Linked DNA regions of Homo sapiens: region 1 is linked to region 2. A link is an interaction called in ENCODE POLR2A ChIA-PET data of the cell type or tissue named here. Cell type or tissue: PC-3. All regions are shown on one strand.

Region 1 (8,000 bases), 690 kb before region 2:
CAAAGAGATATCTGCATTCATATGTTCATTGCAGTGCTACTTGCAATAGCTAAGATGTAAAATCAACCTAGGTGCCCATCAGTGGTGGATTGGATAAATAAAACATGCTACATATACAACACAGAATACTATCCAGCATAAAAAAATGAAATCAACATGGATTACAGCAACACGGATGCATCTGGAAGCCATAATCCTAAACAAATTACACAGGAATAGAAAACCAAATACTGCATGTTTTCACTTATAAGTGGGAGCTAAACATTGGGTACACATGGACATAAAGATGGGAACAATAGATACTGCAGAGAACTAGAGTGGGTAGGTAAAAGAAGGGTGTGGGTTGAAGAACTACCTATTGGGTGCTATGCTCACCACCACAGATCCATACCCCAAAGGTCAGCAATATGCAACATACCCATGTAACAAGCTTGCATTTTTTTTAATATTTATTTTTATATTATATAATGCCCCTGAATCTAAAATGAAATTTGAAATTATTTAAAAAAATGTGTTATGGGATCCATACACCAAATCTCAGCATCATGCAATATACCATGTAACAAACTTGCACTTCTTTTTTTTGTTTTTTCTGAGACAGAGTCTCACTCTGTCACCCAGGCTGGAGTGCAGTGGTGTGATCTCGGCTCACTGTAACCTCCACCTCCCGGGTTCATGCCATTCTCCTGCCTCAGCCTCCCAAGTAGCTGGGACTACAGGCACCTGCCACCACACCTGGCTAATTTTTTGTATTTTTGATAGAGATGGGGTTTCACTGTGTTAGCCAGGATGGTCTCTATCTCCTGACCTCGTGATCCACCTGCCTTGGCCTCCCAAAGTGCTGGGATTACAGGCGTAAGCCACTGCACCCGGCCCAAACTTGCATTTTTTATATTTTTTTTTATATTATATAATGCCCCTGAATCTAAAATGAAATTTGGGGTCAGGCATAGTGGCTCACACCTGTAATCCCAGCACTTTGGAAGGCCGAAGCAGGCAGATTACTTGAGGTAAGGAGTTTGAGACCAGCCTGGCCAACACGGTGAAACCCCGTCTCTACTAAAAATACAAAAATTAGCCAGATGTGATGGCACACACCTGTAATCCCAGATACTCGGAAGGCTGAGGCACAAGAATTTCTTGAACCCAGGAGGCAGAGGTTACAGTGAGCCAAGACCACACCATTGCACTTCGGCCTGGGTGACAGAGCAAGACATTGTCTCAAAAATAATAATAGTAATAAATAAAAATAAAATGAAATTTGAAATTAAAAAATGAAATTTCGACATATATTGCAAAACCAATGAACCATGAAAACAGTATACTCAGTAAAAGAAGACAGTTACAAAAGGCCAAATATTGTGTGATTCCATTTATATGAAATGTCCAGAATAGGCAAATTTGCAGAGACAGAAAGTAGATTGGTGTTTGTCAGGGGCTGGAGGGAGTGAAGGACAGGGAGTAATTGTTAATGGGTTTCTTTTGGAGTTATAAAAATGCCCTGAAATTAGATAAAGTGAAGGTTATATAGGAGAGAACAGATTTATTTTCTCACCTATTGTTAGGTTCATGGCAGAGACCCCAATAAAAAAAGAAAGATCAGCAAGAGAAAAGCATATAAATTTATTTACTAAGTTTTAGATGACATGGAGACTTCAGAAAGAAGACCTAAAGAGATGGGGAAAGCTATGGGTTTTTTTGTTTTTTGAGACAGAGTCTCACTCTCACCCAGGTTGGAGTGCAGTGGTGCGATCTCGACTCACTGCAACCTCCACCTCCTGGGTTCAAGCAATTCTCCTGCCTCGGCCTCCCAAGTAGCTGGGATTATAGGCATGTGCCACCTTGCACAGCTAATTTTTTTGTATTTTTAGTAGAGACAGGGTTTCAACATGTTGGCCAGGCTGGTCTCAAACTCCTGATCTCAAGTGATCCACCCGCCTCGGCCTCCCAGAGTGCTGAGATTACAGGCATGAGCCACCACGCCCGGCAGCTGTGTATTTTTATGCATGGGTTTCATGAAGAGTGGACAGTCATGGAGATGTATGATTAAAGAATGAAAGGGTGTGGTCTAACAGCAATAAACAGGGGGGATCTTACTGAGGCCTGTTGGTTCAGATTCTTTCTAGTGTCCCTGCGTGACATTCTTTCCCTCTGGTATAGGGCAGGACACCTGTTCCATGAAGGTCTGCAGGGAAGAAGGAAGGGAGTCCAGAGTGACCTTCCTAGGTTTTATGATCTGCTTCAGAGAAGAAGAGCAAGAAAAATTCTAGTTTCTATGACCTACTTTAGGGGAAGGGGGTTCAGAAGAAAGCCAGAGTTCTTTCCTGTTTCTGCAGCTCAATTTCTTTCAGCTTAAAATATTCAGTATGCCAAGGTGCCATATTTTGGGGTAGCATCTACTGAACCTCAGTTGCATAACTCTGTGAATATACTAGAGATCACTGAATTGTATAATTTAAAAGAATAGGTGAATTATGTCTTGATAAAGCCATTACTAATTTTTTTTTATAAAGGAAGGCATGAGCCACCTTGGGACTAATGATGGACAGGCATTTCCAGTAAACTTGCAGTTACTGGAGTGGCCTGACCCTAATTGGAGATTCCTTGAAATAGATGTTGAAGTAAGGAAATATAATGAAAAACTTTACCTTCTAAAGTCCTTCCTGATCCTCAGATTCTCTAGTGAATAAATCGATAAAGAGATTGTGATTTTAAGGTCATACTTATGCTACAGAATTGTAGACAATTGACACATACCATGAATTGTTTGGGTATTGTCTTCTTAACATTGCTTTCAGGCAATTAATGACCCCACTACTTTGTACAGGATAAAAATATAACTAATGTTCTTTATGTGGACCCTGCTGAATTGAACTCCTAATATAACAGGTCTACTTCAGTGGCTCATGTACAGATCAATACCTAGAAAGGTATTATAGAAACATGGCACATTTAGACTCTTGTAGACTTAAACTCTGGCAGACTGTGATACAAATCCTTTACCACAGAGCAGTAGAGTTAATGCAAAAGATATAGCACAGCCCACGGGTTAAAGTTATGGCCTCTGGAGCCAGACTCCCTGGGTATAAAACCTGGCTCTGCCACTTATTAGCTGTGTGATCTTGTTCAATTTATATAACCTCTTAGCTCTTCAGTTATCTTATCTGCAAAATGGGAATAATAGGTAATTATCTACCTATGTACAGTTTAGTTTTATTATGAGAATTAAATGGCTTAATATTTGTAAAGCACTTTGAACAGATGTCTGACATACAGTAAACCATATAAAGGTTTGTTAAGTAAATCTACTGGGTCCAGTTTGGATAATTTTCCCATAAGGATGCCCATTTGGGAAGTAGATACTTATGAAAATGGGGCGACCTTCGAAATTACCCTCTTTTCTTGGATATTTCTGTTTTGTTAACTACATAAACAAATTCTCAACTAGGCTAATCTCAATTTAAGACTAAAAGTGGAACTTAAGAATGTGATTTGGATACATACAAATTAATCATTGATATGTTGGTTTCAATATAAAATATATTGTGCATTGTGTTCTAGCTCTTAAAAAGCCAACAAGGGATATGAAAGGTTTGTCTTTTCTCTGATGTAAACTCAAAAATTTTTCTCACCATAAAAATATGCCTCTTTAAGATCTATGTGTACAAAACTCTAACTCATTTAATCATCATATAGGCATTACAATCTCCATTTTACAGATGAGGGCGCCTAGTCTCGGAGGATTTAAGCGACTTCTGTGAGGCCACACAGCTAGCAAAGAGGGATAGAGACAGGACTTAAACCCAAGGCAATATAACTTCAATAGAAATGCTCTTTCCACTTTCCCACACTCCTCACTGCACCTACAGTAATCTATCAAGCATATATTTTTCCCTTTTAAACTTATTTATATTTTCATGCTGTAATAATTTTTGGTTGTGAGTTCTCTAAAGTAATAAAATGTTTTATTGGTTTGCCTCCTTCAAGCTACAGAAAGAAAAGAAAACCATAGGAGAGAGGCTAAAAAGTTGGGTTCTAAAATTAGCCACCCCATGTGCCAGGCAAAAAGCGTGGATAATCAGTGATTCCCAGTGTTGTCCTCTGAAGCTTTTGCAAACCAACCAGCAAGAGCCACTGCCTAAATACTCACTTCTCTTGACTGCCTTTGAGGACCAGCTGGATCCTCATCAAGCCCCAGTGATTGACCCCCAGTTATTCATTTGCCTCTCCTCAAGGACGCAAGGCCCTTCTTGCCTTATCCAGAGACATTAAAGAAAGCTGCTTGACGTTGGACATCAAATTGATTTCATGCCAAGATTTCACTCAACCACAGGTGACAACCATTGACGTGTCAAAGCCTTACAAGAAAAATAAACACGTCTGATGCAAAGAGTCCTTTGTTTTTGATGCCATGTTGAATTATGCACCTTTACACAGATCTGACAGTGGCTGTGACTATTTGCTAGAAGGCAGAGTGGAGGCACGTAGGGTCTCAAATTGTAGTGGCAAAGAAGGTCAAAGCATGGTGAATTCAAAGGGGACTGCAAATTTAGAGCTGAGGGAGAAGGCTCTTTCAGCGCCCTTCATCTTCCTTTTCTCATTCAACCCTGTGGAACTCATCTCATCATTCTCTGTCTCCTGCTTCTGAATGCTTTAAGTCACTTATTTGTCTATCTTCCCCAGAGAGAAAGCCTGCTGCTTAGAAAGAGCTTGAAACCACCTGCAATATTTCTCCCTTTAGTCATGTCTGCTCAAGGTGACGTAGGACTTTGGATAAGCATACTTAGTAGGCATCCAAGCTTTTTTGGCTTGACTAAAGCTGGGGACTGCCCACAGTTAAGACCTTTGTCTATGGCTATTTCCTCTTCACCTACCTAGCCTGAGGGGTACATAATCACTTCTCTGAGGAGTTTCCTAGCTTCAGCTGTTTCCGTGGAATCTTTTCTTCCAGCTGTGTTTACTCGTTTTATTTTTTTGTATTCTGTCTGAAGAAGATGGAATTTGCATAATTAAGAATGACCTGAGCAATCTCTGCTAATGCCTCCACTAAAACCTCTGAATATCCCTGTTAACTAATTACATCTATCATTGTGTCAGACAGGTAAAAGACTCCTTCAGTCTGTTGAGACAACATTATTCACCTGGGATTATCAAAGGTTTCAATTCTGGCCATTAGCTGAAATTGCTTGGGTCATTCATTATGGCCAATTCTGCATCCTTTCTAGACAGAGCAAAGTAAATGCAGAATCAGGAATAGATTAAATAGCCATGCATCAGAAGCCTAGTTCAGAACCTCAGCCCTTTCTTTTCCTTAGAGCTAAAGGATGAAAAATGAACAGAAAAACCTTGTGGTTTCCTCTTCTTACATCAGTGAGTATGTGAGCTTTTGCTTCAAGAAATTGGAGGTGATTATCCTTTCCCCAATTTTATTCAGCCTTTTAAATATCTGGTTTAACAAATCCATGAAGAAAAAAAAAAGTCCTTAGACTTGAAATTAAATCGCCCCATTCTCAGCTTTCCCTCATTAACCATGGATTATAGGTAGGGACTTGAGTCACTATTGGGGCAGTGGAGTGTGGGGTATAGGTAGCCTTTCAGTTGAAATTACTTCATCTAAACTGAAAGCAGAACCCAAAGAGGTGGATTAAAGATTAAACTCAGACATTAACAACAAGTGGGGGGATGATGAAAACATATCTGGAAGATTCCAAACATTGGCATGGTAGTTATTAGGATGAGTAGTAGCGAGGCCAGGCAGTATACTCAATTCCTTCTGTATATGTCTTTCATTTTCTGGGGATATGGTTTTATCTGTCCTGTTCTGACACAAAATTCAGCATCCTTGTCACAAGTCAGTGAATATATTTTTATAATGATTCGGAGTCCATTATATACAACAACTACTATGGGCTTGGTAAAAGGATATCAAATGATACACTAAAATGTAAGCAGTTGGTGTTCAAATTGGAAAAAAAAAGTCATACAAAAATAAAGATAACTAGCAATTAAAGTTAGCTAATAATATTGTTCACTAATAGTATGATAGTATGACTTCTTGGAAAAAACTCGCTATCCAATCATAGTGTCCAATTTATCTTTTTTAGACACATTTTCATGGGTAATGCACATGGGCACTATACTCATTAAATGTGTGCTTGCCTTGCAGAAAGAGTGAGCTCAGAGATCATAGACCAAATCATTAGAGAAACCAAAGCATTGGTTAGTGAAAATATCTATATAAGTTACTAAAATCTATTTTTTCTTCAGTTTTTTAGAAATCTGATTATAAAGGCTGTTTTGTTTATTGCTTAGAAAAGTTTTCAGTCAGAAGAAAAAAAAAGAAGGTAGAAATTTGGAGTGAGCAGGATGCTTCCTTGCAATTATTCATTTAACAAATATGTCATGAATCCCTATTATGAGTCAGGCAGTGAACAACATGCTAGGGATATATTGTGTACAAAACAAACAACAATCCCTGCACTTGTGGAATTTTTCTATTGTGAAGAGACAGACATCAAACCTTAAACATAATAAATTAAGAAAAAAAACGTGTATTAGAAGGCGGCAAATCTCATGGAAGGAAGAGAGCTGGGTAAGGGGGCCTGGAAGTACTGGGAGGTATAAATAAATAGTTATGGAGAAGAAAATCATTCATATGATGGCATTTGATTAAAAAACTTGAATGAAGGCAGGAGGTGGGCTATGTGGATGTCTGGATGAAGGGTATTTCTGGCAGAGGACACAGCCAGTAAGAAACATCCTGAGGTAGGAGTGTGTCTGGCCTATTCACGAACTGCCAAGCAGGCTAAGATAAGGGAAGGAGGGAAAGATTTGCAGTAGGACCTGAAGTCGAGAGGTAACTAGGAGAGTCAGATCACATGGATCCATTTACACCATTGTAAGAACTTGCCTTTTACTCTAAGTGAAATGGGAAGACTTTGATAAACATTGAGCAAAGGAGTAAAATGCACTGATATTTTCATTTTTAAAGACTTACTCTGGCAGCTGTCCTGAGTGTAACCTGTATGGAGAATATGAGGAGGCAAGAAGAAAAGTAAAGCGACTGCTCTGGAGAGCATGGCAGGAGAGAGAGATTACTGTGGTTTGAATCCAGGCAGTAGCTGTAAGAGAGGAAAGAAGTAGTTGGATGATAGACGCTTTCTGAAGTACTAACAGGACTTGCTTAGAGATTGAATGACCAATAATAGAAAAAGAGAGAAGTCGATGATGACTTTAATTTTTTTTTCTTTTTTTTTTTTTTTGAGACGGAGTCTTGCTTTGTCACCCAGGCTGGAATGCAGTGGCGCGATCTCGGCTTACTGCAAGCTCCGCCTCCCTGCTTCACGCCATTCTCCTGCCTCGGCCTCCCGAGTAGCTGGGACCACAGGCGCCCGCCACCACTCCCGGCCAATTTTTTTGTATTTTTAGTAGAGACGGGGTTTCACCGTGTTAGCCAGGATGGTCTCGATCTCCTGACCTCATGATCCACCCGCCTTGGCCTCCCAAAGTGCTGGGATTACAGGCGTGAGCCACCGCACCTGGCCTAATTGTTTTTTCTTAAGCAACTAGAAGAATGGGGATGTCATTAACTGAGCCACGAAAAAGACTGGAGATGCAACTGTCTTGGAGAGGAAAATAAGAAGTTTGCTTGGGTACCTGGTAAACCCAAAACTCTATTAGGCACCCATGTAAAGATGTTGGGTAGGGTATTGGGTATTCTAGTCTGAAGTTCTAGGATGAAGATACACACACTTGGGAACTGTCAGTATGTAGATATTATTTAAAGTCATTGGGATGGTAATTTTGATAATCTTGGATAAGATTTCCAAGAGATTGCATGTCAGTAGAGAAGAGAAGGAGCCAAACACTGAAGCTTTAGGTATTTTAACTTTGTAAAGTGATGGAGAAGAAAATGAATCAGAAAAGGAGACTAAAAATACTAGCGAGTATGGTGCTACAGGAGCCCAGTGAAGAAAGTATTTTAAGCAAGAGGGATTGAG
Region 2 (8,000 bases):
CTCACTTGCATGCCTTCTCTTTCCTACTTTGCTTAATTTCTGTGTTACCTCTCTCTTTCATCATGGCTTCCTGTGTCATAGGCCAGGAAGGAAGGTGGCTAAGAAGTGTGTCCACACTAAGGGATTATTGGCTTCTTGTGCAGCCCCAACCAGAAGCATTTACATTTTAAAGGAAATTTTCAGAGAGAGAGGTCAATGCTTGGCCCAAAGAGATGACTGCCTAGTGATATCACTCCAGGTACCCAGAGTGGGTGTTCTGAGACTGGAGTAGTCTGCTGGCAGCCCTTCAATCACAGTTCATGGGGGCCTGCCTGTTCCACTGCAGCTGTGTCCCCCAAGGCTTCAAAGCAAACACCTTCTCATTACTTTGAGTGAAATGAGAACTGAATTCCTGTCTTGATCCTATGCCCACAGTGTTTCTGGTGGGGAGCTCTTTGACCGGATCCTGGAGCGGGGTGTCTACACAGAGAAGGATGCCAGTCTGGTGATCCAGCAGGTCTTGTCGGCAGTGAAATACCTACATGAGAATGGCATCGTCCACAGAGACTTAAAGGTGTCAAGGCGGGAGTCCTGGGTGGGAAACAGATAATGACCCTTAAGGAAGCTGCATGGGTCATGGGACATCTAAGCTCCATAAAGTAAGAGGGTTGGACTAGTGACTCCCAAGGCCCCTTCTGCCCTTAGATTCCTTAAACAGACCTTGGATGAGTGAACAATGGTTACTAATTTGCACCTCAATTTTTCCTGAAACTTTCACTATGCCTTACCCTATTTCAATACCAAAATAATACACACATTTCTTACATCCAGCCACAGTCAAAACCCAATGCAACAAAATATTTACTGAGGGCCTACATTGTACTAGGCCTTGCACTGGACTCTGGAGAGATCAGACACCATTAACCAAAGATTGGTTCTCTCAAAACACAAACAGGGTAGTTGGAAGTGAGGGAAGGAAAGGGTGAGTATATTAATGTTTACAAGACCGAGCAAAGTCAGAGCCATAAGCAAGGTGCAGACTACTGGGGTGCAGGTGTGAGGGTGCAGGTAGGAGGAAGAAGGGAAGAATGGGGGAGGATGAGCTGGCCTTGAAGTCAGGAGCCCAGGGCTCATCTTCCTGTGAAATTTTGTATCAAGGGGAAGGAAAATACTTGCTTCAGGTGGTTATATCCTACACTACATATTTTTTCTCCTACAGCCCGAAAACCTGCTTTACCTTACCCCTGAAGAGAACTCTAAGATCATGATCACTGACTTTGGTCTGTCCAAGATGGAACAGAATGGCATCATGTCCACTGCCTGTGGGACCCCAGGCTACGTGGGTAAGTCTGGGAGCAGGAGGAAGGTTGACCAGTTGGCTACATTCAACCACATGCCTATCATTCATAGAAAGGGGTGATTCTGAGAACATAGGGTTCAACTTCAGGGGCTATCCTGGTAGGACATCCACTTATAAAGTTTAGGGCCAGCCAATTCATCCGTCTCAGGATCTATCTCTACTGCTCCCAAATTCTACATTTTTAAAGACCGCCTACCCCTGAGCCCTCCAGAGTCCCTGCCTATGCTTTGGCTCTCATTTCTGCGGATAGACTTCCAGCCTTTGTCTTTCCAGCTGGACCAGGGGCAGACAAGATCACAAACCCAGAGATCAGCAGAGAGCTGAGGGGTTGAGCACCAACCCTACTCCTTTCTCCCACTCTGAAGGAGACATTAGCCCCCAGTTCTTGGGAGCCTGGAAGCACAGGATATTGAATTTGGGCCTGAGGAACCCAGAAATGGGCTCCTAAATGTCCACCCAAGGAAGCACTCTGGGAAATTGGCAAAGGTGGAGCTTCCTGCTTGAACATCCCTGTAGGTTTCCAGGGCCCCCAAAAAGAGTGAGAGCAGGCAGGGCACCTGGAAGAGTATTCCTGGGATCTACAGGAGACAAAGTTGAAACTCAGAGCATCCGCTCCTGTCCCTTCCCACTTCACCAGTCGTCACCTGTTTGCAGTTGGGTAATGGGAAGCAGAGCTCTGACTCAAGAGAGGGAATCTACCCTCCCAGAAAGGCAGGTCATTCACTCCTCAGTAGGTATTGAGTCCCACCAGGTACAAAGCTCTGGTAGCTGCAAGAAATACAGAAGGCAGCTCTCTACACCCCACAGGGCTCCTAATCAGAGGAAGTCATGGCTCATGCCCTCTGAAAGCTCTCTATCTGATGGGACAGACTAAATGCCTCCCCTCAGAAGGTACCCACAGTCTGATGGGAGACATACTGCCTTTGCTCTGGGAGCTCCTAATCTAATGGGGGTGACTCAGTCTCTGCCTCCCAGAGGCTCCCAGTCTAGTGGAGGAGAGACAGTCCTACACTGAAGATCTCCCAGTCTGAAGGGAGAGAGATCACACTTGCCCTGGGAATCCCCTATCTGAGTGGGGAGACAGGCCCTGCCTTCAGAGAATACTCAGTGTAATCAGGGAGACATAGCCCTGGAGATCCCCAGTCCAACAGGTGAGTCATCGACCCTGTCATGGGGAAACTCACAAACTAATGCAGAAGTCACAGTCTCTCTTTTCAGGAAGATTTAGTCTTCCCAGAAGAGACACAGCCCCTACCCTTAGGGAGTTTTCAGTCTCCTAGAAACCCCACCATCCCACAGTCTTCCCCAGACCTCTTCTCTAAGCCTGGCCTTCAGCTCCCACCCCAAAGCCCTCTCCTCTTGCCACCAGCCCTGACTCTGCCCTTGGTCTGCTGCAGCTCCAGAAGTGCTGGCCCAGAAACCCTACAGCAAGGCTGTGGATTGCTGGTCCATCGGCGTCATCACCTACATATTGTGAGTAGACGCTGGCCTGGGTTCAGCTGATGAGAAGTCTCGGAGCCTGCTTACCCCTTCTCGTTCCCTCCCCTGTCTCAGCTCCTCCTCCAAGCACGTGCATGTGCACAAACAGACACAGGCACAGGGGCACACGGGTACACACACACACACACACACACACATACATGTACACACAGCTTAAAAGCTTCCTCTCTCTTCACCTCCACCAAGTTTTAAAACAGAGCTCAGCGTGAATCCACTGCACAGCCACCTGGCACTCCCTCCTCTTGCACCCCTGCCCCTTTTACTGCCTATAAATGTGTTGCATCCCACTCAGTGGAATGAACAGTGAAAAAGAGAGAGGCCAAGCCAGGCTTGGAAGCCAGGTGGACCCTCTGTTCCTACATCTCAGCTTTCCCAAGGCAAAACTGTGGCCTGGATAAAGCTGGTCAGGGCCTTTCCTTTTCGCTCCTCTCCACACATTCCCAAGCTCTCCCTTTCCTAACCTGCCCATCACCTCTTCCCCACCATCCCTCCTCACCTATAGCAAACTTTGCTCTTAGGAAAATAACCTGGTTTCAATTATCTCCTCCATTTATGTTGAATAAGTACTCTCATTTATTTACCCAACCAATATTCACTGCCTATCTACTCTGCATCTATCCCTGTGCTAGGTTCTAAAGAATCCCGCAGTGAACAACACAGCCTAAATAAATCCTTCATCAAGCTTACATTCAAGTAGACAGTCTACCAACTTTCTTAAACATATTTTATATAGCATTCATAAGTCAGGGAAAGTATAAGGAGAGGTGGCAAGGGTTGGAGGGCATAATGTACACAGGGACCTTCTAGGGATGACTGTGCCAAGGCTTGGCACTTGCATAAACACTTTACGGGACCTGTACCATTCTGGAATTTGAGGCAGATCTGCGTCCTGGTCACACCACTGTTCTGGGACCTTCAGTGCCCACCTGTGTATACAGTGGGAGCTTGGGGGAGCAGAGAGGCTGGCTCAGGGAGGACAGGTTTGTTCAGTAGTATGCCTCCTTCCTGTCCTGCTGCAGGCTCTGTGGATACCCCCCATTCTATGAAGAAACGGAGTCTAAGCTTTTCGAGAAGATCAAGGAGGGCTACTATGAGTTTGAGTCTCCATTCTGGGATGACATTTCTGAGTCAGGTAAGGCCAGTAGGCATGAAGGAGAGATAACAGGCTCAAGGTAGAGGCTGCCAAGAGAAATGAGCTTAACAAAGGATGACAGTCCCGGCTCTTCAAAGTCCCTGGGGATCTTACAGAACAGGCTGCCAAGGAAAGTGGAGAAATCTTCGTCTGCTTCAAAGACCCGATAAATTATTTACATCTAAGAGCTATGCTTTTGTTTTTCTGGAGGCAGAACCACAGTATGCCTGAAAAGGAGATGGGGGGGCAGTTTAGAAGATGGGCCAGGAGGGCAGAGCCAGGTGGTGAGGGGAGAGTTCCAGACAAGAGCAGCAAAACTAAGGGGTTAGATATCAAGAAAGAGCATGCAATGTCTATGTGTGAGAGAAGATGATCATTACGTGATTGTTGGACCTGTTAAGTGGAAATCAGAGCTGGAACAATCCAGCACTCACATGCGTGCCCATGTGCCAGCGCTGGCCCCTGTTTCAGTGCAAACACATGCACATGTGATGTGCAGGCACATGGGGGCCTTGTGACTAGTGACGCTTCTGCAGTGCTGTGTGGGTGAGGCGGCTTGGAGCTTCCCTTCTTTGGTGGTTTATGGTGGGTTGTTGTTAGGTGGTTTGGATTTTTTTTCCTCTTCTAAGACTCTTAAAATTGCCTCTTTGGAAGATCAGCTAAAGATGCATTCACTGCCACCCACCAGCCCGGAAGTGAATTTCCATCAGTCATGAAATCTGGTCCTTAGTCGTCGTGTCTTTGATTACTCCCCTTAGCCAAGGACTTTATTTGCCACTTGCTTGAGAAGGATCCGAACGAGCGGTACACCTGTGAGAAGGCCTTGAGTCATCCCTGGTGAGTGAGACATGGAGTGGACTCTAGACCCCAGCCCTGTAGTTCCCAAAACCATGCTGACTCATTCATATTGCATTTCCCTGGAATCTGCTTGTCCTGATCCATTTAATGATGTGACAAGCAAGGACCATGCCATTGTTCATCAGGCCCAGGTAGAGATTCAAACATTATACAGTGGAGCAGGTTCTAATGCAAGGGTAGCAGCTGGGTTGTCTGGTCAAGTGCAGGAGGCAGGTGCAGCCGAGCGCTGTCATTCAGCACTGGGATAGGGTGCAATGTTCAGTACTAGTTATTCAAGAAGTGCCAGGAATGGGCAACTCTGTCCTGTCCTTTAGAGCTTTGTTTTACTCAGGGATCAATAACTGTTCCAGGTGAAGTGATTTAAGAACAACTGCAAAGCAACCGATTGGCAAAATAGGAAAAAGAAAATCTTAAAATATTTTTTCATGTTACTTCCCAACTCAATTTACAATAGCTCCCCACTTCATACCCCAGCAAGCCTGGATTCCTTTGTCTTTCCAGTTTCCCTAATATGGCCTGACCCTTTATCTCCAGCCTCTTTTCCCAGGATTGCCAGCATACCTCCTCTGTCCAGATAGGCCTGGGAGCTATATCTGTCTCACCCCACATACCAAGCTCTGTCTTAACTACACCTTGGATCAGATCATTCCCACTACCTACAATGTCCTGCCTCTTGCCCTGTATGTAGCATCTTTCAGGATCCAGATCAGTCTCTGCCCTTCCCTGAAGCCCCTGACCCCTGCAGCCCAACCCAATCTCCCCAGTTCTCTTTATTAATCACACGGCTTACCATGTATTACTGCAGTCCATAGCATGAACAACACCCGACATCTAGACTGTAGGCTCCTAGGGGTCAGGGCCCATGTCTCTTACTTCTCGAGGTCTATTAGTAGTTGGCACAGTACTATGCACACAGCAAGTGTCTGAGGAACACTTAGAGACCAGTGAATAAGAGGCTAAGGGGATAGGAAAGGGGCAGCCTGTACCAGACGGCCTTACTGAGGAAGGCTTCCAGGAGGAGGTGGGTTCTAGGCAAGGTTTTGAGCTAAAGGATGGTGACTACCCCAGTGCCCTGTGATGCTGGGTCCAATAAACTTTTTCTATAAAGCATCAGATAGTAAATATTTTAGGCTTTCCTGGCCATACTGTCTTTATGGCAACTACTCAACCCTGCTGTCACAGTGCAAAAGGAGCCACAGACAATACCTGAATTAATGGGCACCACTGTGTCCCCATAAAACCTTATTTACAAAAACAGGCAATAGGTCGATTTGGCCTATAGGCTATAGCTTGTTGACCTTGCTCTAAAAGTTTTTGATTTTGCCAAAGCTAAAGCCGACTCTTACTTGCCCAGGGGCACAGAGGAGACCTGCTTGCAGCCCTTTCCTGCTGTGGGCTGTCTTTCCTCTGCACACTCTACCCAGCTCTCACCTAGACCTGCAGGCACCCTGCCCACTCCCTGGATGAGTGTAAATAGCCACCCAGTAGCCAGGTGTCCCCTCTTACATCCACAGGATTGACGGAAACACAGCCCTCCACCGGGACATCTACCCATCAGTCAGCCTCCAGATCCAGAAGAACTTTGCTAAGAGCAAGTGGAGGGTAAGCTGTCCTCTCCAGGGGGTGGGAAAGCTGTTCTGGGCCCCTGGAGGCTGGGCTGGCAGGGGCTGACATAAGGGCTTTCCTTGGGATGTCCCAGAAGGCATTGGAGCTCCGTGTACCCTCTCTGAAATGAGAAGTGGGCACCCAGGTTTCAAGAGGCCACAAGGCAAAGGGAAAGTTTAAGCTCCAAGGCCCTCTGAGGTTGCAGAAGGCCAGAGGCTGCTCTTGTGTCTCCTTAGCAAGCCTTCAACGCAGCAGCTGTGGTGCACCACATGAGGAAGCTACACATGAACCTGCACAGCCCGGGCGTCCGCCCAGAGGTGGAGAACAGGCCGCCTGAAACTCAAGCCTCAGAAACCTCTAGACCCAGCTCCCCTGAGATCACCATCACCGAGGCACCTGTCCTGGACCACAGTGTAGCACTCCCTGCCCTGACCCAATTACCCTGCCAGCATGGCCGCCGGCCCACTGCCCCTGGTGGCAGGTCCCTCAACTGCCTGGTCAATGGCTCCCTCCACATCAGCAGCAGCCTGGTGCCCATGCATCAGGGGTCCCTGGCCGCCGGGCCCTGTGGCTGCTGCTCCAGCTGCCTGAACATTGGGAGCAAAGGAAAGTCCTCCTACTGCTCTGAGCCCACACTCCTCAAAAAGGCCAACAAAAAACAGTACGTATTTTTAGCCAAAGATGGAGCCCCAGCTTGGGTCTGAAAGAAATCGGTCAACAGGACTGAAAGAAATGGACACAAAGGCCTCTCCCACTCATAGGCAGCTATATAGGGAGGGATGAGTTCTGGATGAGGGGGCAAGGAAAATGCTTCCAGCCCTGTCCCCATCACTTACTAGTTGTGAGGCCATTGACGAGTCAATGTCTCTGCTTCTATTTTGCTCATCTGTAAACTGGGTTGAAGTCTATTTACCCAATTAGCCTGCCTCACAGAGGTACTATAAAAGGTTAGTGAAGCAACAGAGATGATAAAAGCCCACAGAAAACTGGGTATTTGCAAGTGGTGAGCATCAGATTCCCCGAGTTTCCAGGGCCTCTGTGCTTTGCAGAAGGAAGTGTAGGGGGGCTTGGTTATCTTTATCTTTTCTGCAGGTTCTTGAACTTTCTGAACCTCATGAGGGGAGAGCTGAGTGGATGCCACAGGCACAGAGAACTACCACCTCTGCCCTGCCCCATCGACTCTTCTTCCCTCAAATACTTCAAAGGTTGTTGCTTCATTTCCTTTCTAGGAACTTCAAGTCGGAGGTCATGGTACCAGTTAAAGCCAGTGGCAGCTCCCACTGCCGGGCAGGGCAGACTGGAGTCTGTCTCATTATGTGATTCCTGGAGCCTGTGCCTATGTCACTGCAATTTTCAGGTTAGGAGGGTCACAGTGTGAGGCTTGGGGAGAGTTTCTGTCCCAGAGGAGAGCCCCATGCCAGAGTGTGAGTGATGGGGTCTGAGGTGGCAACCCCCTCCTCACTCTGAGCCCCTTTCTCTTGCAGGAGACATATTCAACTCCTCTGCTCTTCCAAACCTGGTGTCTATCCGGCAGAGGGAGGAAGGCAGAGCAAGTGGAGCAGGGCT

What was found. ChIA-PET counts read pairs that join two places held together with the same protein. Peaks named below come from ENCODE experiments on the same cell type or tissue, not always from the same donor. Only the 100,000 strongest peaks of a DNase experiment are listed, where the experiment ranks them.
Region 1: POLR2A ChIA-PET joins it to region 2 with 5 read pairs; 1 of 35 experiments calls an interaction of 5 or more read pairs at or near these places.

The regions. Positions count from the first base shown.
Region 1 is chr1:208,913,130-208,921,129 of GRCh38, forward strand. All of the region lies in intron 1 of LOC107985255 (a long non-coding RNA gene), which reads right to left. Among named protein-coding and RNA genes, the nearest start is that of LINC01774, 55 kb to the right of the region's middle. In PC-3, no CTCF peak of the experiment used is centred here; DNase peaks (open chromatin) are centred at 4,352, 4,772 and 6,432; H3K4me3 peaks cover 961 bases; H3K27ac peaks cover 4,636 bases.
Region 2 is chr1:209,605,122-209,613,121 of GRCh38, forward strand. It overlaps CAMK1G (calcium/calmodulin dependent protein kinase IG), which reads left to right. Exons shown (of 13, transcript NM_020439.3): 5 at 415-553; 6 at 1,199-1,322; 7 at 2,737-2,812; 8 at 3,859-3,971; 9 at 4,730-4,808; 10 at 6,344-6,431; 11 at 6,671-7,095; 12 at 7,664-7,791; 13 at 7,919-8,000. The coding sequence ends at 7,754. Among named protein-coding and RNA genes, the nearest start is that of MIR4260, 14 kb to the right of the region's middle. RefSeq lists a silencer at 2,736-2,894 and an enhancer at 4,013-5,212. In PC-3, a CTCF peak has its summit at 6,879; DNase peaks (open chromatin) are centred at 2,480 and 4,850; H3K27ac peaks cover 893 bases.